Regions from separate parts of the Homo sapiens genome. Here region 2 is linked to region 1. Evidence: read pairs that join two places in POLR2A ChIA-PET (ENCODE). Cell type or tissue: MCF 10A. All regions are shown on one strand. Each heading gives the region's core, and the rest is flanking DNA. Links, peaks and the distances in the headings are about the cores only.

What was found. Peaks named below come from ENCODE experiments on the same cell type or tissue, not always from the same donor. Only the 100,000 strongest peaks of a DNase experiment are listed, where the experiment ranks them.
Region 2: POLR2A ChIA-PET joins it to region 1 with 20 read pairs; 2 of 35 experiments call an interaction of 5 or more read pairs at or near these places.

Annotation. Positions count from the first base shown.
Region 1 is chr7:80,824,582-80,835,892 of GRCh38, forward strand. It overlaps SEMA3C (semaphorin 3C), which reads right to left. Exons shown (of 18, transcript NM_006379.5): 3 at 4,004-4,164; 4 at 2,844-2,906. Among named protein-coding and RNA genes, the nearest start is that of SEMA3C, 89 kb to the right of the region's middle. In MCF 10A, for the core only: no CTCF peak of the experiment used is centred there; DNase peaks (open chromatin) are centred at 2,490 and 2,920.
Region 2 is chr7:80,879,400-80,890,710 of GRCh38, forward strand. All of the region lies in intron 2 of SEMA3C (semaphorin 3C), which reads right to left. Among named protein-coding and RNA genes, the nearest start is that of SEMA3C, 34 kb to the right of the region's middle. RefSeq lists an enhancer at 3,898-5,097. In MCF 10A, for the core only: no CTCF peak of the experiment used is centred there; a DNase peak (open chromatin) is centred at 4,292.

The DNA of each region.
Region 1 (11,311 bases), core at 634-4,633:
TACAAAATCTATCAAACCTTTCTTAAATAACCCAGCTGTGCTTTGTGTGTGTCCCTTAGCATTTATCATTTTCTCTCTGGAGGGATAGCATGTTTTAGTGGCTAAGGGTACAGAATCCAGAGCTGTATGTGACTTAATCAGACAAAGACCATCCCACTTCACAGCAGCACAGCTTAAGTTTCTCACTTTCTTAGTAATGCAGTTATTTTATCTTAGAAATACAGGTGGTGACAATAATGTCCACCTTGCAGTATTGTTATGAGGATTAAAATAAAGCACTTAGAACAGGACCTGGCGTGTTCCATTAAATGTTGGGTATTTTTTCTGAATATCAGTGTATATATGTCTCACCATATCTAGCACATTGTAAAGACTTAAATGTAAGGACTCCATCTAATTCACCTCCAGTTTCTTCACAACAACTAATTTGTGCAAATTGAAAGAATTCCTGTATTTTAAAAATATTAGGTTATTAGATAGTATTTATTCCAACTTTTAAGAAGTTCTTAAGTATGTCGTTTCATTGAGAAATGTAAGAAGGATAGGTTGTTCTGTACAACTTTCAAAGATCTATTTCACATTATTTTTCTGCTACAGGACTTTTTTTTCCCATAGCCTAAGTAAAGGACACTTCTATAAGTATTTCACATGTATGAAATGGGATGGATTTGTCAGACATTCTTTTCTTGCACAGACCAAACATGTATTTTTTGATTAGTATTTCCCAGCACTCAACAATGTTGTATGGACAAACAAAACCTGTCCAGCCGAGTCCTAAAAATACATAGGAAAGAGCACTCCATTAGATATTTCCCTTGTGTATAACTGGCCATATAGTAGAATTTAAAATATCCACAAATTACAGCATGACAAAACTATGGGAAAATGTCAGCATGTATTGAAGATTTTTATCTAATAACGTTTAATTGTCAGAAAGCAAAACAAAAACCCCAGAGGGTTTCTACTTTGACAAAGGAAGTAAGAAACCAAATGACTTGTCTAAGATTCTTCAGAAACTCGGCAGCAATTTTTGGAAATAGAATGTACAAAGGTACCTAAATTCTGCACATTCTGCCTATGGCAGTTCATATGAATGAGAAATGCAAATCCTTTTGAACAAAGGACAATGCAATTCAGTATAGCCACGGGATATTATTGTGGCAAAAGGCAAGGCATGATCAGACACACATCAATGGGAAAAAAATCTCATTAGAGAATAAAAGAAAACAGTTTAATTCATCCACAATTATTAAAATAATAAGGAACAAAACATCATTCTCTGCAACATTATACTTCATTCTACCATTGGTTTCCTGGAATGTCATTGTAATGTATTTGTTTAAGTGTTTCTTCTACATTTTTCTGGATTTTTTCCCCCAAGATTGTGGTCTAACAGATCCCTTGGATAGCAAATATGCCCCTGCAAATTTCTCCTGCCCACTTTTAAATTTTTTTATTGGATAAATCACTCCAAGAACCCTCTAGCAAGGCCAGAGATCCTACCCTCCAGAGTCTTCCATGGCCCTGCCTTGAGCCAAAAACTTTTGCAACTTTACACCTGGGGCTGTTAGGAGTCAATGAAAATAAATGTTTCATTTCCTCAATCCCATATTTCCACTTTCCACAGGATTAGTATTTTTCCCATGTTCGGTCTTGTCTGATCCATCTCTACTTCCAAGACTCAGGGCAGTCTTCACTCCTGAAATCAGCATCTCTTGACCCTACCACAAAATAAATGCTTAGACAACATTTTTTAACACTAAGGTGGTCTATTACTTGTTATGACCTGAGACCTGAATGTATGTGTACGTGTTGACTCGTCTGTCCACCCAATTACCATATTTCCAGCTTATTTCTAAATTAGTTTGTATATCTATGCTCATTTGATTATGGCAGACTTTTCTAACAAGGTAATAAAGTTGACTGGAGTCAGAACTGTTTCTGTCTTTGCACCAATTATGTCTTTGGCAACCAGCTCCATGCTAGATATATAACAGGTGCTGAATCAGTATTTATTGAGCAAATAATGGAAGGAATGAATGAAGAAAGGAACCTCTTTACCAAACTATTTTTGAAAGACAGGGTGATTTTGATGCTTGGCTGTATTACATTTTCATTATTTGAGGCAAAATGGTGAGATGACTTATGTGCTCCATTATAAACATTAAATGACGTGTACACATTAAAGATCTGCTCCACGTATTTGTTTTAGAATATTCAAGAATGGCAATGTATTACTTTCAGCAAGTCATTTGTAGAAATCAATATAGATTTCTTCCTTGATTATTTTGAATCTCACCTAGAGGAATACAATTTGCACAGGTATTGCATACTGAACATATATTGATACTTATATCTGCCTCTATTGCTGTTTCTGTGGCTATTTTTAATTAACAAAGGTACCATTTATCACTGGTGATTTGTATTTATGGAATTTGCTGGCTAACCACTACCCTTTTGCCAAGAATCTTTGTTTGGAAAAGCCCACAGGGTATCTGGGAGCTGCTCCAGACACTTGCATTATCATCGTTTCAGGAGCCTGCTGAGAATTCTGCAGGTTGAATCCACTAGGAACAGAGGTTATTAATGAAATCCATCATGAAATGTATCTGAATGAAATAATGAAAGCAAGGCAAGCAATTTTTACCCAGTTAGGAATTCTGAAGTTACAGAGAGCCCAAGAGTTCCAGTCTCCTCAAGGTTTAGGTTTTTAGCCTGTGTCCAGCAAAAATTTAAAACACCACCATCCTTGTCTCATTTTTGGCTTCCCTCAAAGTACATGGATTCGAAAACCAAATATTTAAGTTAGTGTTTTTTTTTTTTTTTTTTTTTTTAACACTTACTGTGGGATCTTTGCCAGCCATTTTGCATTCTTCAACTTTGATTGTAGATGCTGGCCAGAAAACCTGCTCAGAAAGAAAAATAAAGGTTGCATAATCTCACCTGGACATATGACAGCCCAGTGCTCTTCATTTACTTTTTGTTAACAGATTTATTTAAGGTGATCTTACACTAAGACTTTAAAATTCTTTCTTTTTTATCAATTCATTAATAAAGATTCTATTATTTTAACAATTACAATTATTTTTATTTCTTCCAACAGTGTTTCCTTTCACAAATGCTTTTCAATAACATATGTTCATTTACTAATTGTATATTAAAATAAGATCATTATTAACATAAATGTGAACAATACAATTTTTCACTCCTTTTGACATAGTACACTTTTCCCAACTGCTTATATGACAATAAATCTACACTTACATATCTTTCTCAGTTAGTATTATTTTTGGTAAATCACACAACCAGGCTAGTAGATTTACATAAGATGGGCCCCTGGGTACTTCAATAGCTAAAATAACTTGGATGAAAACCAAGAGATTCCCTCTCTCTGAAATACTGTGCTAGTACTCTAAGTAGTTGCAGCCTTGGGTCCAGTTTGGCAATAATCATTAATTTTTTTTAGTTGTCAGTCCATTGCCTGTGTTAACACTTCTGCAAATGCAGAAGTCTCCTTGTTGTAATAAATTTATAATTAATCTACATGTATTTTTTTCACTACAGTGAAGCTCAATTTTATTTCCTTGTGAAATGGAATGATAAATATAGGCCATACTGGATCAAGTAACAGCGTATTTAATAGCTGTTTTCCTTTCAGGCCCTTCACTGGTTACACAGAGATGACAAAGTAGATCTTCCTTTTCTCTGACCATTTCTTTCATGCACTACCCTATAATCCCTTTTTTCTTTATATATTTATACACAGGTAGTATTTTTTCAGTTAGCTCCAGGTTTTGAATTGTTAAAAACTATGGAACTAGACGATGAGAACTGAACTTAATACCTTTTCAGTCCATGAAATAAGTACTAACTTTCATAGTAACATGGGACCAGTATTTTCTATTGTTCTAATAAAATGCATATTATTTTTTACTTATTTATTTTTTTTAAAAAAGAGACATTGAAAAGGTGGACACTGTCCTCGTGAAAGTGATAAACTTACACTCAAAGCTTCTTGACTTATATTGTTAATATTCAGGGAAAGAATGTGATCTTTGCTTCCCACATATATCCGGTCCTGATCTTCATCCATTAATAAAATCCTGTAGTCTAAAGGATGGTGGGAAAGGCTGAAGTATTCAGAGGTCTTGGTTTCTCGAAGTTCTGAAAGAGTGAACAGCACAAGTGTAGATACAGTATCCTGGTTCTATAATTCTATTATTTTAATAAAAACTATTATGCAAATATTCCAAAAAATGTCAAGGTACATTTTCTTCTACAGTAAGAAATTAATTTTAAAATAGAGTTATGGGCTAGTTCCCTGTAATCTCAGCACTTTGGGAGGCAAAGGTATGATGGTCACCTGAAGCCAGGGGTTCAAGGCCAGCCTGAGCAACATAGTGAGACCTTGTCTCAACAAAAATTGTTTTAGAAAATTAACTGGGCATGGTGGTATGTGTCTTTAGTCCCAGATACTTTGGAGGCTGAGGTGGGAGGATCTCTTGAGCCTAGGAAATTGAGGTTACAGTGAGCTATGATCATGCTACTGCACGCCAGCTCTGGCAACAGAACGAGACACTGCCTCAAAAAAAAAAGTTATGTTAATGGGCATTTTAATTTATATTTGTACTGAAGTAAAACATAAACCACTAAGTGCAATGTTAAAGTTTATGGTAATAGTATGTGATTACAAAATCAGTCACGTTTGCAATAATCTCAACTCTGTTTTATTACTGGACATCATCAGCTCAAAACAAGTTAAAATAAATAAACCAAAAAAAATACAGTGAGCAGATTGAACAGAAAACAAAACCAACAGCAGTGTGATTGTCTTCTTATCCTCTATTAATGTTTTATTTTTGGACTCTATTTATTCATCATTTTAGGATTGTTATTTCCTACTACAAATATTTGCCTTGCTTCCCAACGTAATTCTAATTAGTCCGACTTATTTTTCTATAAATTACTTGAAAGTAGACGTATTTTCAGGAGGCAATGTTATTTTTAGCAGCATAACTATTCATATATCTAAGGAAAATATATGAATTTTCAGGTATCTAAATGTTCATATTTCCAGGATCCTCAGAGGTTAGTGACTCACACTCATTTAACTTCTTCCACATTGCCTAACTGCCTGTATGGCTGGCCTTTGAAGACAATCAACGTATCGTGACATTCATGATACATTCTCTGGTCAAAATGCTCCTCTCAAGGAGCATAACTTTAGACTTTTCTATTCAAATGGTTCAGGATTTATTTGTTCTTTTGATTATAATCTGAAGAATGACAAACTCTAAGAAAGAGTCTGCTTTCTGGGATGACTGCTTCCATGATGAACTGTTTCTAGATTTTTAGGCATTGAATGACAAACACATTTCTAAAAATTCTGATAGAGCTGTAGTTTGACTTAAACCGAAATCAAAATGATACAAATTCTTATAGGAAGTCATGGACTATATTCCATGAGTACTTGGGCCATAGCCCATATGAGAAGATACAGAAGTCACAAATTTAACCTATTTTCTGGGCACATTTGTTCAGAATGTCTGCCATAATATCCTGCAAGTAGTTTCAGCCAATAATCTGAAAATGCCCTGGAAGAAGCAGAGTGATAATGAAACCAGGTTCTGTTGCCAAACTTCCTGTGAAACTGAACAAGTTACTTAACCTCTCTGTGCTTTAATTTCCTCATTTGTAAAATGCAACAATAATAGTAACTTCTGCCAAGAGTTCCCATGGAAATCAATTTAATTGACACATATAAATACGTGAAATGAGTGACAAGAGATAGTATTCAATAAATTCTAATTACTGTTATTAAGTTTGGATCATGATTTTTAAGAAAAACATGAATTTAGATAAAATAGATGTATGTTTTCCTACTTTTTAAAATTTAGGGAGCTAAATCCCTAAAATTATTAGGACATAATCTTATAGCCTCAAATTTACTGTTCATACAACAATAGTAAAATACAGGATTTTTTATGTTGGAAAAAACAATCAAGAGGTTAGAAAAATATTTCAGAAGAATCTTAAAATGTAAGATCATGACAGCATACAAGAACAAAAGACAGGTCATTAATAACAAGGGCCTGGGTGAAAGGTCTTTGGAAACAGGGGGCTTGGGTGCTGAGCATGGTGCAGCCTGATAACCTTCCAGTTACTGAGTCTCCCTAGGAATCATGGACAGAGAGGTGACACAGCTGGCAGGTGGTGCCACAGCCCAAAAACTGAAACAGCTTCCTTCATGAGGAGAGCACGTAAGGGGAGAGGGAAGTCTTTCAGGAAAAAATCAGCCCATGCCAGACTAGAGGTTAGGGCTAATAGAAAAAAATCCAAGAGCTGAGAACATGGGAGAGAATATAGAATCAAAGCAAGTATCACTCAAAGGTTGGAGAGGACACAGACTGCCTTGATTCTGTCTAAAATCCAGGTGTTTTATAACGCTTACTTTTATCTCAGGGCTATGATTCATGGTTGTGTAAGTCTTCTGTAAAACACCAGGGGTAAGATATTGCTTGGGCTGCTGGAATACACATTCAACAAATACCTCTTAATAAATAATTGTGGAGTGACATACACAGACTAGCGCAGTAAAATATAACTGAGTTCATGGCCTCTGGGGTTCAACCACTGGAGTCTGGATTCTGGCTCTACCATTTCACTTCTAGATGTACTTGGCAAGGGCCTTTATCTCTCTGAACTCTAGTGTCCTTATCTTTAAAATCAGTATAATAATAGCATCTACCTCATTGGGTTGTTGTGAAGTTTAAACTGTTGTCAAGTTTAATATACATAAAGTTTTTAAAAGAGTCCCGGAGCTATACTGATGCTGGTTACATGGGTTACCTATTATTATAACTTGGGGCAAGACATCAATCTTCAGCAAGCAAAGTCAGAACAATTTCTTATGCAGGGAGGATAAAAATGACTAGAATGCCTAATTTAGAGTTAATATTAATATATTCAATTTTTTTACAAGTAGCATCTACTCAAATTAATCAGGAGAACACAATAATAAAATAAGGCATTGTTAAGGAAAATAATTTGAGTATGCAGGGTAATTTTTAAAGTATATAAGCTGAAAAGACTAAAAGACATTGTTCTAGTAGTTGAGATAGTATATTGATGAACACCTGATATGCTAAAATGGAAAAGAAAAATTGATGTGAGAAATGCCTAAAACAAAGAATTTGGAATGATTTTATGTAGGTTTTGGCTAGGGGTAGAGGAAAGATTGGCGTAAATTCCCCTTAACATTGTAAGCTAAGTATAGGAGAAATGAATATGCCCTTACTACTTTTGGGAGATCTGAAAAGGAGATATATTTGGTAGAGAAAGTACTTAGGTATGGACAGATTAAATTACATTCAAATCAAAGCAGAAATGTTCCACAAGAATGTAGAATTAGATAATTAATTTAATTTTGTCATTAGAAGTAGCAAATCTTCAGGTAGAGATGTTCAGTTATTTTCATGGATGATTATATGGAATTCTGAGAGTAGATACACTCTCTGGGGAAGAGTATATCTAAAAAGCAAAGCAAAGCAAAGCATAGAGATGACTTGGTTGTTAGAAACAAAAAGGGAGCCAGAAGGTGATTCATGATGTATAGGAAACAGTTTGACATTGTGAAGAGAGTACTCAACTGGTGTCACAGTTCTGAGTTGAATTTCAGTTTCATCACTTACTAAGTATATTATTTTGGGAAAACTAGCTCATTTCTGTTTTAATTTCCTCATCTATACATTGGCAATAATAATACTGAACTCAAAGTATGTTCCACCAGCCCACAGTAGAGGATCAATATATGCTCCTTTCATGAGGAGACACTGTAGATTATCTATCTAATTAGATACTATTCTTTTCTTCCACCTTGACAGGGCTGTTCAATGACAACCATACTGGCCCCATTCTTCTAGCCAGTGAGTGTTTTAAATACGGCCATATGAACAACTTTAGCCAGTGAACTCTGGAGGGAGGCCTTCTGCACGGCTACTGAAAAAGGCTTATTGAGTCTTAAAAACTGGCACACACAAAAGAAGAGGTGATTTCTTTTTCTGCCTCTGGACATTGGTATGTGAGCACATGATGATTGCAGCAATTGCATCTACCAAGAAAGTTCCTTGCTGAGAATGGCAAGCAGAAATGTAGAAAAAAATCTGGATCTTTTAAGAAATCATTGAGTTACTGAATTAACCGGAACTCCATTATTACTGGAATATTCTGTTATATGAAATAAAAAGAAATCCTTGCAGTTTTTAGGCACCTTGAATTGAGGTTTTCTTTTTCTGCTGTAGAAATAAATACTAACTGATATTATCTTTTGAGGGTCCACAAACCCCCATCACGACTTTCTCACACTTTCTATCATGAAGAAAGTTTAGTTTTGATGTTTTTTCCAAACCATTATTTTTTTCTTTTCCCTTTCTTTTTCTAATCTGTACTGAAATAAAACCAAGAGTGTGATCTTAGCTGGGAAAATAGGCTCAACTAAATTTTATGTGCAAGTAACAAGCAAACAATTGCAGTTCTCCTCCTTGCCTGTTTCATTAGAAAATCGTCAATCCAGGCCTGGCACGGTGGCTCATGCCTGTAATCCCAGCACTTTGGGAGGCAGAGGCAGGTGGATCACGAGGTCAGGAGATCGAGACTACACTGACCAACATGGTGAAACCCCATCTCTACTAAAAATACAAAAATTAGCTGGGCATGGTGGCAGACGCATGTAATCCCAGCTACTCAGGAGGCTAAGGCAGGACAGCCTCAATTCTCCTGCAGAGGCAGGAGAATCACTTGAACCTGGGAGGCGGAGGTTGCAGTGAGCCAAGATCACGCCATTGCACTCCAGCCTGGGGTGACAGAGTGAGACTCTGTCTAAAAAAAAAAGAAAGAAAGAAAAGAAAAGAAAATCGTCAATCTATCGCATTAATTCAAATACTGCAGGGAGCAATAGCTACATCAACTTAAGACCTTTCTGGTCCAGGGATTTTTATCTAGTTTTCCGAGCCATAAAGCATCTTCAAATTTAATTACCTATGGCTTACTGATAGTTGACAGCTGTTAACCAGGGAGATTTACTTCAGAAGTGCCCTTGTTGTAAAAAGCCTAGGCTATTTTGTTAAAATGCTATTTAAATTGCTGTTAGTAGTCATAATTGAACTATACGACTTGGGGAGAGAAACGACCATTTTTTTTTTTTAGAACATAGAGATGAGCTCAAAGCAATGAGAATTTTATTTATAAAAAGAATGACCCAAGAATCTATCATTTGGTTTCACATAGATCCAATTTAAGTAAATGAATGATCCAGTGAATTGGCCACGGTTATAGAAAGTGACTGATGTAATGATTTGGCTACAGTGAGAGAAAAACATTACAATTACTAGTCCATCATCTAAACAAGGCAAAGAATGGCATTGTCATTCCTTTAACCTCACAATGATGTCATCCTTTTTGAAGCATATGAGGTACAGCTATTTGTGTTGTTTCTCAGGACATGCTCAATTAACGAATAAGGGACTCTGGCTGAGAGTATGTAGTATTAGAAAATGCAGTGGCTCCACAAAGGGCAGCATAGGTCTCCTGGCCCCTGGGAAAATCTCCCAGGAAACAGCATTAAAAAAAATTATGCATGTTTGTTTTCTACAATCTACATTATTGTAGAGCTCCATGATGGAAAATTACTGTAATGTCTTCTATGCCAATGTTCCCTGGGGTAAAATTTGCTGCACAATATGCTTACCTAAAATTCATGTATCTACATGAACTTTTCTTTGTAATAGAAACCACTGTGAAGCTTTGAGAATTTAACCAAAGCTGGAAGAACAATAGGTTTCCCCAAAATCTAAGCCCTGCCAACAGAAGCTTCTGGAGCTACCTAAGTATAGTCAATATATTGTTACAGCAATTATAATATAGTTCAAAATACAGTAACATATTATGTCCATCAATAACACTCTATTACTATTCATATAAGAACAAACGTTTGTTCTCTGTTAAGCCAGTCAGTGATCTTAATATTTTTGAGTTAACTAAGTCACGAAGAATCTCATTCATGCACTCAAAAATGTGAACTTGATAAAGGAAGGTAGAGAGTTTAGGGTTTTATTTTATAGTTGTCCCTTGGCATCTGTGGAAGATTGGTTCCAGGATACCCTACAGATAGCAAAATCCAGGATGCTCAAATCTCTGCTTCAAAAGGCCAGAGTATTTGCATATAACCTACCCACATCCTCCCTATACTTTAAATCATCTCCAGATTACATAAAATACCCAATACAATGTTAATGCTATGTAAATAGTTGTTATACTGTATTGCTTTTAAAATGTGTATTATTTTTACTGTAGTATTGTTATTTTTTATTTTTTTCTGAATATTTCTCATCAGTGGTTGGCTGAATCCATGGATGTGATACCTACAATTCAGAGTGCCAATTGTATACCTGTCAAACTACACAGTAGGGTAACTCATTCATTCAGAATACTACATTGTCTTCAGCCTTTTATAAAATTCAAAAATAGGTAAAAGACTCCTTGATTGAAAATCAATTCCCAGGAGTCCCTAGATTAGAAGCATATGCAGTAACTACTCATGAATTTAAAATTCATGATGTGTTATTAATTTGTTCAATATACATTTATTGAGCCCTTATCCCAGCAGGCTAGACACTTTGCTGAAATAAGAGGATAGAAATAACGAAGATACCATGTCCTAATTACTATTTCACTGCTTACCTAACATTCTGTTATTCTGTTTGGCTAGTCCATCAAAACATTCTTCTCATCATAAACCTCAGATCTCAGGCAGAATGCACATCTACAGATTTCAAAGTAAATCTGTAGGATATCTTTTACTTCAGAGATATTGCTACTGACAGGATAATTTCCTCTTTTGAATGTCTTATCTCAGAAGAATTTTAAGCAGAGTGGGCTCAAGTGACCCATCCTCTCCCTGAGGCTTATTGTTTTGAAACTGGATTAGAAAGTGAATTTCACCTGTCTGTTTAGAAAAAAAAATAAAGAGCAGTGAAACTTCAGCGGACTGAAACTACAGCTACTAATTCCTAATGTGAACAAAGACAATAGAGACCAGAGGGCATGTTATTAAAACCATATTTGCTCAAAAATAATAGCCCCAAATAGCAGCCACTTGTGGGCTTACCAGTAGCAGCAAGTGTTCTAGGTGCTTTATAAACTTAGTTCACACAATTTCCATTCAAAGTCTTTGCATTCGGTTCTAATATTACTCTAGTCCCACACACAAAGGAATTAAAATTGAGCAAATTTGAGCAATCTACCCAAGATCACA
Region 2 (11,311 bases), core at 2,774-6,773, 57 kb after region 1:
TGATTCTTTTCAGTCAGCAGGGTAAGGGGCAAGAGAGATGTGGGTGTAGTAAGGTTGTAGGCACCTGATTGTCCTCTCAAGATGCTGCACAAGAATTGGGAGGGGAAGGAACACAGATTCTAACATACAACATTCTGTGAAACCCTCCCTTCAGTCCATGCATTCAGTTATTCATGGAATTTAGCTACTCATTTCCCTGAGTTATGCTATAGAGTCTATGTTACAGCCTGCAGCTATATATTTAGTATCTTATACTTAGCTTATTAAGCTTTAGCTTAATAGCTTTCATATCATATTCAATATCTTATATTTAGTGATATATTAGCTTTTGTTGAGGTAATATATAACTAAAGTTTTAGTGTAAAACACCAACATAGAATAAGCATAACAGGAGGCAAACCACAGAGGTTAGGTGGTATTTAAAATTAGTTTGAACAAGTGACCAAACCTCTTCAGGGTGACATGGAGCAAACAATCTTACAAGGTTTCTCTGTGACGTTTATAGAATTTCCAGTTCTCTTCTTTATAGGAGACCCATCACGGTACCAACGAAATGAGATGTGCCTTTCAACCCAATTCCTCTTTTACTTTAGCTCCTACTACTCATTCTCTCACTCACTCTGCTGGCGTTCTTCCCAGAATATGCTAGAAATTCTCCATCACACCTTTGGGCCTTTGCTCTGGCTTTTTCCTCTGTCTGGAATGCTCTTCCCACAGATATCCCCTTGGTTAAGTCCCTTATTCCATTCAAATCTTTGCTCAAATCTCAACATCTCCAGGAGGCGAACCCTGACTACCATTTAATACCACAGTCTGCCCTTTCCCCATCCTTGCAGAACACCATTAACCTACTCTGTGTTTTCTTGTCCACAGTACCTATCATTGTTTAAGATAGTGAATAATTTATTCATCATGTTTAGTGTTTTTTATCTGTCTCCTTCCACAAGAATATAAGATTCACTATAGTACAAGTACTTGTTCTGTTCAAAGATGTATTCTGAGTCTCTAACTCAGTATCTGGCACATAGTGCTAAGTATCTGTTAAATGAATGAATGAATTTGATGCTGTGGTGATTCTCACTATGTTTAAAAATCATAGTGGTTGCTTATCTTAGAAATACATGTTGGACAATTTACAGAAATTTTTCAAAATATCTATGCCTGGGGGGAAATGCAACTGAAATGTGTTCACTTTTACTTCCCTCCATGTATACGCCATAATCTTACCCAAAAGCAAATCACAGGCTGGGAGTGGTGGCTCACGCCTGTAATCCCAGTACTTTGGGAGCCCAAGGCAGGCAGACCACTTGAGTTCAAGAGTTCCAGATCAGCCTGGCCACCATGGTGAAACCCCATCTCTACTAAAAACACAAAAATTAGCCGGGCGTGCTGACAGGTGCCTGTAGTCCCAGCTACTCAGGAGGCTGAGACAGAAGAATCGCTTAAATCCTGGAGGTGAAGGCTGCAGTGAGCTGAGATCACATCACTGCATTCCAGCCTGGGTGACAGAGAGACACTCTGTCTCAAAAAACAAAAACAAAAACAGAAGTAAATCGGATCGCAGAAAGAAATACCTCATCATACCCTTTAAGGGAGTCTCTTACATTGCAAATATTCCATCACAATTATTCTTATAAAATTACAATTCTGATGATAATCTACTGAAGTTAATTTAATTGCAAGGATGTACGATGTTGTTTCTGATAAAGAATGATCTTCTACCAAAAAAATTCATGCCTGTTACTTTTGTTGCCTGGAGAAAGAAACACACACACACACACACACACACACACACACACACACACACACACTCTCTCTCATGTAAAGTTTTTCAATCATTTTAACCAAGAAGTCAATAAGACCAATAAGATTATTCTTCCAAATGAATCTCAAATATTGTTCTACTTATAGTCTCTTAGCTGGTTTTTTGTCATTTTCATATACCTGAAAATAACCTGTAAGTTATATGGAAATTTGCAATGTGTTTTATGGTGAAGTCATTTTGTTTTTTATCACTAACATAGCAACACTAGTTTCTAAGAAAACAGAATTGATACTTCCTCTGAGTGCACTCTGAGTTTTATACAATACTTACAAGAAATAATGAACAATTTCTGGCATCACTGGAGGGGTGTAAGTGATTTTACATGTGTAAGTGATTAGGAAACTGAATGCTGAATTCTCCCAGAGCTTATCTTTTGTAATATGGAAAATCAAACCTCTCCTACATGTGATATTTGTCTTAGTAATCATGGGAACAATTAACTGTGCTTACAATTGGCTTCATAGCAGCAGCAGCAATGAGTTGAAGTAAGGTTAGAGAATTAGATTCATATTGTTCCTTATGGAGATAACCCATTAGTAGGGCCTCTAAACAGGCAGTGCATTAATATGAAGACAGTGTGAGGGGGAAAATATCAAGCCACATAAAATTTGTTGTGATAGAGAAAGCTTGCTGAGTGTCATAAAAGGCTGAGGAGGTTTATCCACGTATGGATACAAGTATCATCTATTGGGGGACAAAACACAAAATAAACTACTCATGCAACGTTGTTGATTTAATAATAAATATTTTGAATGTATTATATTTAAATAAAACATAAATATCTCAAGTGAAGGAAAGATGTTGCATATAGAAGTATTTGCGCACACAAGAAGTGCCCACGTTCCTTCACTGTCCATCCACGAAGTACAAATTTTACCATCAGCATATAAAAGAACTACAATCACAGCTTATTGGTCACTATAAATGTAGCACAAATCACTACACCTCATTCTCAAAATGCCACTGACTCAATACTGTGTGGATCAGACCACTAAAATGCCTCCACACAAAATCTCAACCTCAATTAATAAAATGAGATGTTAATAATGTCTGTTTTATTGGCCTGAAATGTAACACACCTTCTGGCATTTTTATTTTCTTAGAGACTAAACCATAGCAAGGAGTTTGTGATCACTGTATAGCGCTGAGTGAAACCTCAAAATACATTCTGGAATTTGTAAGGGATGCTTTTTTTTTTTTTTTTTTTTTTTTTTTGGTATTTTCACTGTCAATTATGCCTCGTATTATTTATTTATTTGCCAAAATACGACTGTATGAAAAAAAGCTACCTCATAGAGCTCATGACACATAATAGGTATTCACTGAGCATTTGGTGATTTGTTAAGCACTCACATCAATAAAATATTTCAGCTCAACAGGCACACTAGGGGCCAGATGAGCACTGACTTTCCCCATTGAGGAGTCTCGATTACCTCATGTCTCACTTCAAACAATTTATTTTTCTTGTATGCATAGCTGGGTTCAAGAGTTCTTTCTTGTTTTAATTGGATATATTCTTTTTCTTTTCTTTTTGTAAGTCCTATAATACAGTAAAGACATCAAATAGAACCCTTTTAGAGTTATGTGGAAAACTTTTATATATAAATATTTTATTTGGACAGTTTTCACATAAAAATAGACATATGAAAATTTAAAAAAGAAAAGGTCCTGATGAGGAGGCTCCTATCAGAAAGTGACATTTACCTAAACCCTCTTATATAACAACAACAACAACAACAACAACAAACTAAAGGTAAATACACCTGAAAGATACAAAAGAGGATGCCATGAGATACACCTGAATCTCTGAGGAAACACGTTCTCTCTCTTTCATTAGGTAAATTGCTTTGAATGACTTCTTTCATGTTTTACTGTTATATACCTTTATATTTTATCTCTCAAGCATTTGTTAATACGCCACAAGCTATCCTATATGTGCTTTTTTTATACTTAGCAATGAACACAAAATGCATTCATTAACAAATAATTATACCAAATCAACAGCCTCCTTCTAAAATTAAAGGAAAGGGGTCTGAAAATGTTGCTTGTGACTAAGCAGGTTACGTCACACATGGAATTTAGATTCTGTTCCAAATCTGAGGACAGAAGCACACACCTTAGCAGGACCCCTTATTCCAATCACAAAAAGCAGAACCAGTCCCAGGAGTGTCTGTGTTTGAACTGTGCTTGATCTGGGATACTTTCAAACTGAATCAGAGGTAACTCATCTGAATTATCAAACAAAACTAATTATATAATCATAATCTCCTAAGATAAAAGTATGGGTTTTCCCTTAATACATGAACTTTTAAGATCAGGCCTCTTACTTCCCCAGTTGGATTTTTGCATACTCAGACATAAGGTCACCACCCTGTCTTTGGAATGACATTTTGTGTTTTTGTCCTATGACTCACCCATGCTTCTTGCTGTTCCTTCCATTCTGGACACAAATGAAGGCTCACAATTTGCCCTAAGGCATGTTTCAAAAGCAGCTTTACAGTGATTCACTGCCCTTTGGTCCTTCAGAGTATCAAAGCACATCTTTAAATCATGAGCAAAAAAAATGAGCACATCTTTAAATCATGAGACTTCAACAAAATGCAGTCATACCATTAATTAACTCATAATTCACAAGAATCATTGCTCAACTTTCATTTTTACTTAGCAGTCATTACTTCCCACAAGAAATGTTTTTAAGAGTCTGAACTAAGAGTGAGGCACTGTGATAAATCCAAGAGGTCGTTTCCTAACATCTAGGGTTTAAGTCACTGTCATGGCCACTTTATGAGCAGAAATTCCATTTTGGCAAAAATACTTGTTAACATGGTACATTTTCTTTGAATTGCATTAGTTTTGAATTTTAATTCTAATCTATTAATAAGCTCATTTTCATTTTATTGTTATAAAAAAAGTGAAAGCCCAAGAAATTTACCCGATTTTATATGCAGACAGATGTAAATGAAATCTCATACAATCAACTTGTTTCTCCTAAAAGATGTGAAATATTTAAGACATAACTATCCATCTGAATTTCCACATTTTATAGGTAATCTCAAAATTGAGATTAGTCCAAAATCATGAGTCTCTTAGTGAAAGCATCAAGAACAAGTTTCTTGACTCTAACATAGAGGACTTTTAACTACATTGTCTCTTCCTAACCGCTACAAAAATGTGAGACCCTCATAACTAACTTATCAAACATTAGATACTCTGTAAATATATCCGATTTTTTTAAAAGACTCCTATGATTCAAAAGGATGAATAAATTAATGAAACTTTTTACAGACTTCTGTATTGACAATTCTGTAGTGAAGATAAGTAGCAAATATTTTCCATCAGTCTAAACAGAAGAGGCAAGCAGAGGGAAACTTCAGCTTTTGAGGGAAAGTGTTGATGCGAGAATGTAAGCAGTTCACTCTCATACAAACAACGGCTTTGTCTGCCATGGAAGCTAGTGCAAGGTAACCAAGATGTAAACTCTAAACACATGTTCAGCAGAAATAGTAAAGTGACTGTTTCTTTGTAGAAGAATTTCTTTATGTGTTTATTACTGCTTTGATGTACACCATAAATTTCTGCTTAAAGGTCACAAGATTGTGATAACAAATCAAAAACCAGGTTGTGATAATATGTTGACGGTGTAGGAACACTGTGTAAAGAACTGGAGAATAATAAACATTAAGGCCAGTACCGGCATTTTAAAAATACAGATTAGATGCTCTTAAAAAATCTTCTAAAAATATTTGGTTCCCACAAAGTACAAGCAAAATATTTTACTGTTGAGTAGAATTCATTCTTTTTATGAAATCCTTGTACTTGAAAGCTTTCATAAGATTATCGTTTTGTGATGACATTTCTCTTTAGAATGAGACAAGAAAGACAATTCTTATAATTAAACGTGTTAACTGGTTTAATAGTTTTGCAACTCAGGATTTTTCCCAATATATTGTTTCTGAAGCAGAGTATCACCTGATGTCTGAAATCTAATACCTTTTTTTGTTTGTTTGTTTTCAGACATTTGGAAGATAGCTCTTCTCTACATTTTCCCCCTCTTTTATCCCTAGGTAAATTGTTTAAGGAATAGTTTTTGCCTTCTTAAAAAACCTGGATGACTGGGCTTGGTGGCTTACACCTGTAATCCTAGCACTTTGGGAGGCTGAGGTGGGCGGACTGCTTGAGCTCAGGAGTTCAAGACCTGCCTAACCAACATGACAAACCCCATCTCTACAAAGAAATGAAAAAATTAGCCAGGCATGGTGGTGCATGCCCATAGTCCCAGCTACTTGGGAGGCTGAGGTGTGAGGATCCTTTGAGCCCACAAAGTAGAGACTGCAGTGAGCTGAGATTGCGCCACTGCACTTCAGCGTGAGCAACACAGTGAGACCCTATCTCAAAAAACAAAGAAACAAATATCCTGTATATTGGTTGTTGGTGAGTTCACATGAAAATACAATTGTTTAAGGTAAAAGCTTTAACAGCTCTTTCATAATATAAGTTTTAAACACATGAGTCAAAGTGATGTAAATTTATATTTAAAATCAGTTTTCAAAACAATATCCAGCATAGGCACCTATAAACTATGTACATTCCACCGCTCCAAAAATACTGCATGTACATATTTGCAACCTCTGCTGCTCCAGGCCAGTGACTGTGCCTGTGCAGTCCTTTAATCTAACTGTCTTGTCATCGCACAGTATGTCATTAGTTTATACAAACCTGCTGTGCTAAGCATCTATTACAACAAACCTGCTGATGACATATTGATTTTTTAGTTTCAGTTGTCCCCTTTGAGACCTTAGGACAGCTGTGTTTTTTGTAAGATTCCACTGAGTCTAAAATATACTCACATTATCCATTCAAACTAACTCAAATAGAGACATTGTTAATTACTAGTGAATGCATCTACTGTTGAAGATTCTATCTAATAGAAAAGACCAATCAGCAAATTAATTTATATTATTGCACATATCAAGTCTACCTTTTTTTTTTACTTTTAATTTCTAAGATCTGCTAATGTGGTTATGACATGGTATTGGTATAATAAATATATACCATATATGCAGTATGTATTCATATATCTGTGCATTTATGAAACAGGCTCAGCTGGATGTTGTACAACTGGAAATTAAACTTTTTTTTTTTTTTTGGAGACAGAGTCTTGCTCTGTTGCCCAGGATGGAGTGCAGTGGTGTGATCTCAGCTCACTGCAACCTCCGCCTCCTGGGTTCAAGTGACTCTCCTGTCTCAGCCTTCTGAGTAGCTGGGATTACAGGCACGCACCACCATACCCAGCTAATTTTTGTATTTTTAGTACAGATGGGGTTTCACCATGTTGGTCAGGCTGGTCTCGAACTACTGACCTCATGATCTGCCTGCCTCAGCCTCCCAAAGTGCTGGGATTACAGGCATGAGCCACCTTGCCCAGCCAGTTAAACTTCTTAAAAGTGACTTGCATTCTCAAGCTCTCCCATGACATATCATCTTAGAAGTTGCTTGGTTAGCAAAAATTCAGATATCTAAGGAGTTAGTTAAATGTTGCATCATAAAATTATTAAACCAACCTTGTGCTAAAATGTCACCAGCATTTATTCTAACCTTAAATTATGAATAATATGACCGAATATATGTAGTTAATAATCTCACCAAGTCTATTTTTTTAAATAACAAGACCAGTAAGAAAAGAATTAGGGTATTGCTAGGTAACAAATATTGATCAATTTTTCTTTCAATGCTAAACACTAAAGTCTTGAAATGTGTGCATGTTTGTATAAAATCATTAATATGTTATATAAATTAAATTAACTAAAATTTCAGCCTCTCAGTTCTTGACATACACATATAGTTACCAGGGAGTGAAATTAAAATATTCCCTTAAAAGATTTCTATTTTAATGTATCAGTGCCATTTTACAAAGCAGATCCAAAATTTAAGGCATAATACATTAAGCACATTTAAATTTTCTCACATGAAATATTTTAAGTGTCTGCAAAGTTTTAACAGTTATTAAATATCTAAACAGATTATGCTCACCAATTTTAGTATTCAAAACAATTAATTCAATTTGGTATAACAGAAATAGTATGAGGAAACAAGTCAATAAATAGAAAAGCACGATTTATTGAAACTTTATGTGAGTTTCTCTGTGAGTTTCTCTCATGAGTTTCTCTCATAGTGAGAGTGAATGCCTCTCACTATGGTTCTATCTTCAGTAAATATATTAACTTTAGAGTAAAGCAGAAAGATTAAATCAATGATTCAAATCCCTGACCCAAGATTAAATGGATGAATCGAATCTCCAAATCAAAGCATTGGTAGTATGTCTAACAAATTACAGTATTAAACAATACAGTAGCCTTCAGGCAAAGGTTAAAGACTATTACCATCTATCTGTCAAACCAGTTATTTAGATGATGGTTACAGGCTTTACATTTCTTAGAGTTAATTACATCACAGATTTTTTAAATGAATTGAAAGAGCTGCTTATCCTGAGTAAAAAGCATAACTAAGATTGGATACATACTGACAATTACCTGTCATGGGAAAAAATCTTAAAAGACTCCAAATACGTTCAACTCTTTAAGGCAATATTCTGGTGTTAGACATAGTCTAATATAGAGGCTTTTAAAATATTGATTTTTATATTATCTTAGACATCTCTGATTGTAATTTTGATTTCAATTTATCAACAGTAAATAGTCTACATAAAGAATATAGCTGGAAGGACAGAAATGTAGATTTATGCTACTTGTCTGAAAAGGTCTCTTATTACATGTTTTAAAGATTTAGTGATTTTTACATTAAAAAATAAAATGTTTTAGAAAGAAGTCTCTGGCAATTTTTCCCCTTAAACTATGAAAACTCAGAAATGATTCCTGAGTCTCTAGGCAACTTAAAAAGAAATAATTGGCCAAGTGTGGTGGCTCATGCCTGTAAATCCCAGCACTTTGAGAGGCTGAGGCAGGAGGATCCCTTGAGCTCAGGAGTTGGAGACTATCCTGGGCAACATGGCAAAACCCCATCTCTACAAAAAATACAAAAAACTAGCCGGGCATGGTGGAGTGTGCCTGTAGTCCCAGTTATTTGGGAGGCCGAGGCAGGAGGATTACCTGAGTCCAGGAAAATGAGCCACTTGGGAGGCTGAGGCAGGAGGATCACCTAAGCCCAGGGAGGTAGAGGCTGCAGTGAGCTGAGATGACATCACTGCATCCCAGTCTAGGTGATGGGAGTGAGACCCTGTCTAAAAATAAATAAATAAATAAATAGATAATAATTACATGGTTCTTACAAGGTTGTTGACGTGAACATTAAGTCCAATAATAATGTAGCAAAGAAACATCTAGGAGACATACATAAAATATCTATCTACATTGTAATTAACAAAGGACAAGGAAGACATTTCTACTATCGTTCTCAAGTGTCTGAATTTTCATTTATGTCATTACTTCTGTTTGTGTCAAAAGTATGAAGATTTTTATACCAAGATTTTATATACAGTTTTCCTTATAGACATTATAGACATTTAAAATATTATAACCACAATAACAAAAAAATATTGAGTCCAACTAAGAAGATGGTATATTTTATCCCATAATTTAATGTTAAAATGTACCTTGATTTTATCTTTTATTTGAAATGCATTTTAATTTTTTTTTCTTTTGAGATGGAGTCTCACTCAGGAACCCTGGCTGGGGTGCAAGGGCGCGATCTCTGCTCACTGCAACCTCTGCCTCCCAGGTTCAAGTGATTCTCCTGCCTCAGCCTCCCGAGTAGCTGGGATTAGAGACGTGTGCCACCACGCCCAGCTAATTTTTGTGTTTTAGTAGAGATGGGGTTTTACCATGTTGGCCAGGCTGGTCTCCAACTCCCCACCTCAGGTGATCCACCCACTTCAGCCTCTCAAAGTGCCAGGACTACAGGCGTAAGCCACCACGCTCGGCCATGTTTTGAATTTTATATTACAAATATGAATGTCTTTTTTGTTTCATTTGACTTCGCAATAACCTTATTTGAGAAAGGGCAGTTATTATTATATTCTTTTAGGTATAATAAATGTAAAGATTGTGAAGTTTACAGGAATAAGATGTAGTAAAATTAAAACTAGAATAGAGGTCTCTGTATTCCTAATCTTATATACAAACTTTGTTACATATAATCATCTTTCTGCGTTATGAATAAATCTTCAAATAATTACTTATTAAACATAATTTACTATCAATATAGAAGATGTCATTATCCTCTTTGTTGTATTACAACACATTCCTGTGAAAGACTTAAGATATCTGTAATATAGGTTCTAAATTATAATTTAATCTTTAAAATATATTGTCCTCAAAGAGGTATGGTTACAGATGTATTATGCATTATTAGTAAAAGTATAGATTATTTTGGGTAACATAAATACAAATCAAAGTAATTATATACTTTTCTAAAGTGCCATGTTTTCAAGGCAGAGATGTGGTTATTACAAACATAAATATGACAAAATAAATGATGACACATCATATATTGTAAAAAGAAAAAAAAGATTCTTTTTTTCTTTATAGCATCCTCCCAAATAATGCCTAATGATATAAATTTGTTTCATCCATGATAATTTTTAGTAACAGAATCACAAATAACTAAGTCAAGTCAGGCAGATGGAGTCAGATGTGGGCGATCAATCATTCAGATTATACCTTTGGTATCTTTAAGCAAATTAGTCAAACTATTGTTTCTGGGTGTTTGCTTGTTTGATATGTAGTCTATTATTCTTATAATTGGAAAACTAATTAAAATGTATAGAAGTAAATCAGATTAGATGTGCATTAAGAGAAACCATTTGTTTTCAGAAGTCCAACATATTGAAGGGACTGATGTTGTGGCTAAAAGGTCTATTGATTTTGAAAATCTGGGCACTTGTGTAAGTTAATCTATCACATTTTCAGTACATAAATCTTTGACATCTGTTGCTATCATTTTTTGATAAAATATTACTATGGGTCAATCAAGGACAAGAAAAAAAGACAGCTTGTTTTTATAATCTCCTCAATGACATATACAGGCAAATATTTTCTGAAGGAAGCTGAGGGTCTTCCAATGCTGCAAGCATTCCCAAATATTTCTCCCTTTGGTTGTGGCCCCCTTTTCAACATAGGCCTTAAAACTCAATGAAAAGACTAATGTCTAAGTTAAAAGTGTATAAAGAAAAATAAAAATATATTCAAAAAACTTAAAATCTTGAAGGGGTACTTAGTAAAATAAACTTTAGAAACCACTTCTAAACAACCAAATCTAAAGGCTCAAAAATGAAAGTTGCTTTTTACTTGAGGTTTGGCTGAGTTTATATACTTTCTACTTTTTAAATCTATTGGTCTGGAAACTGAAATACACATGTTCAGTGGTGGCTGAACTTTCCCCAACTGGCTTGACACATGATAAACTACAAAGTTCATGGAGCTCCAAAAATACCCAAGAAGAACGAAGAGCTCATGTCAGAGAAATAGTCCT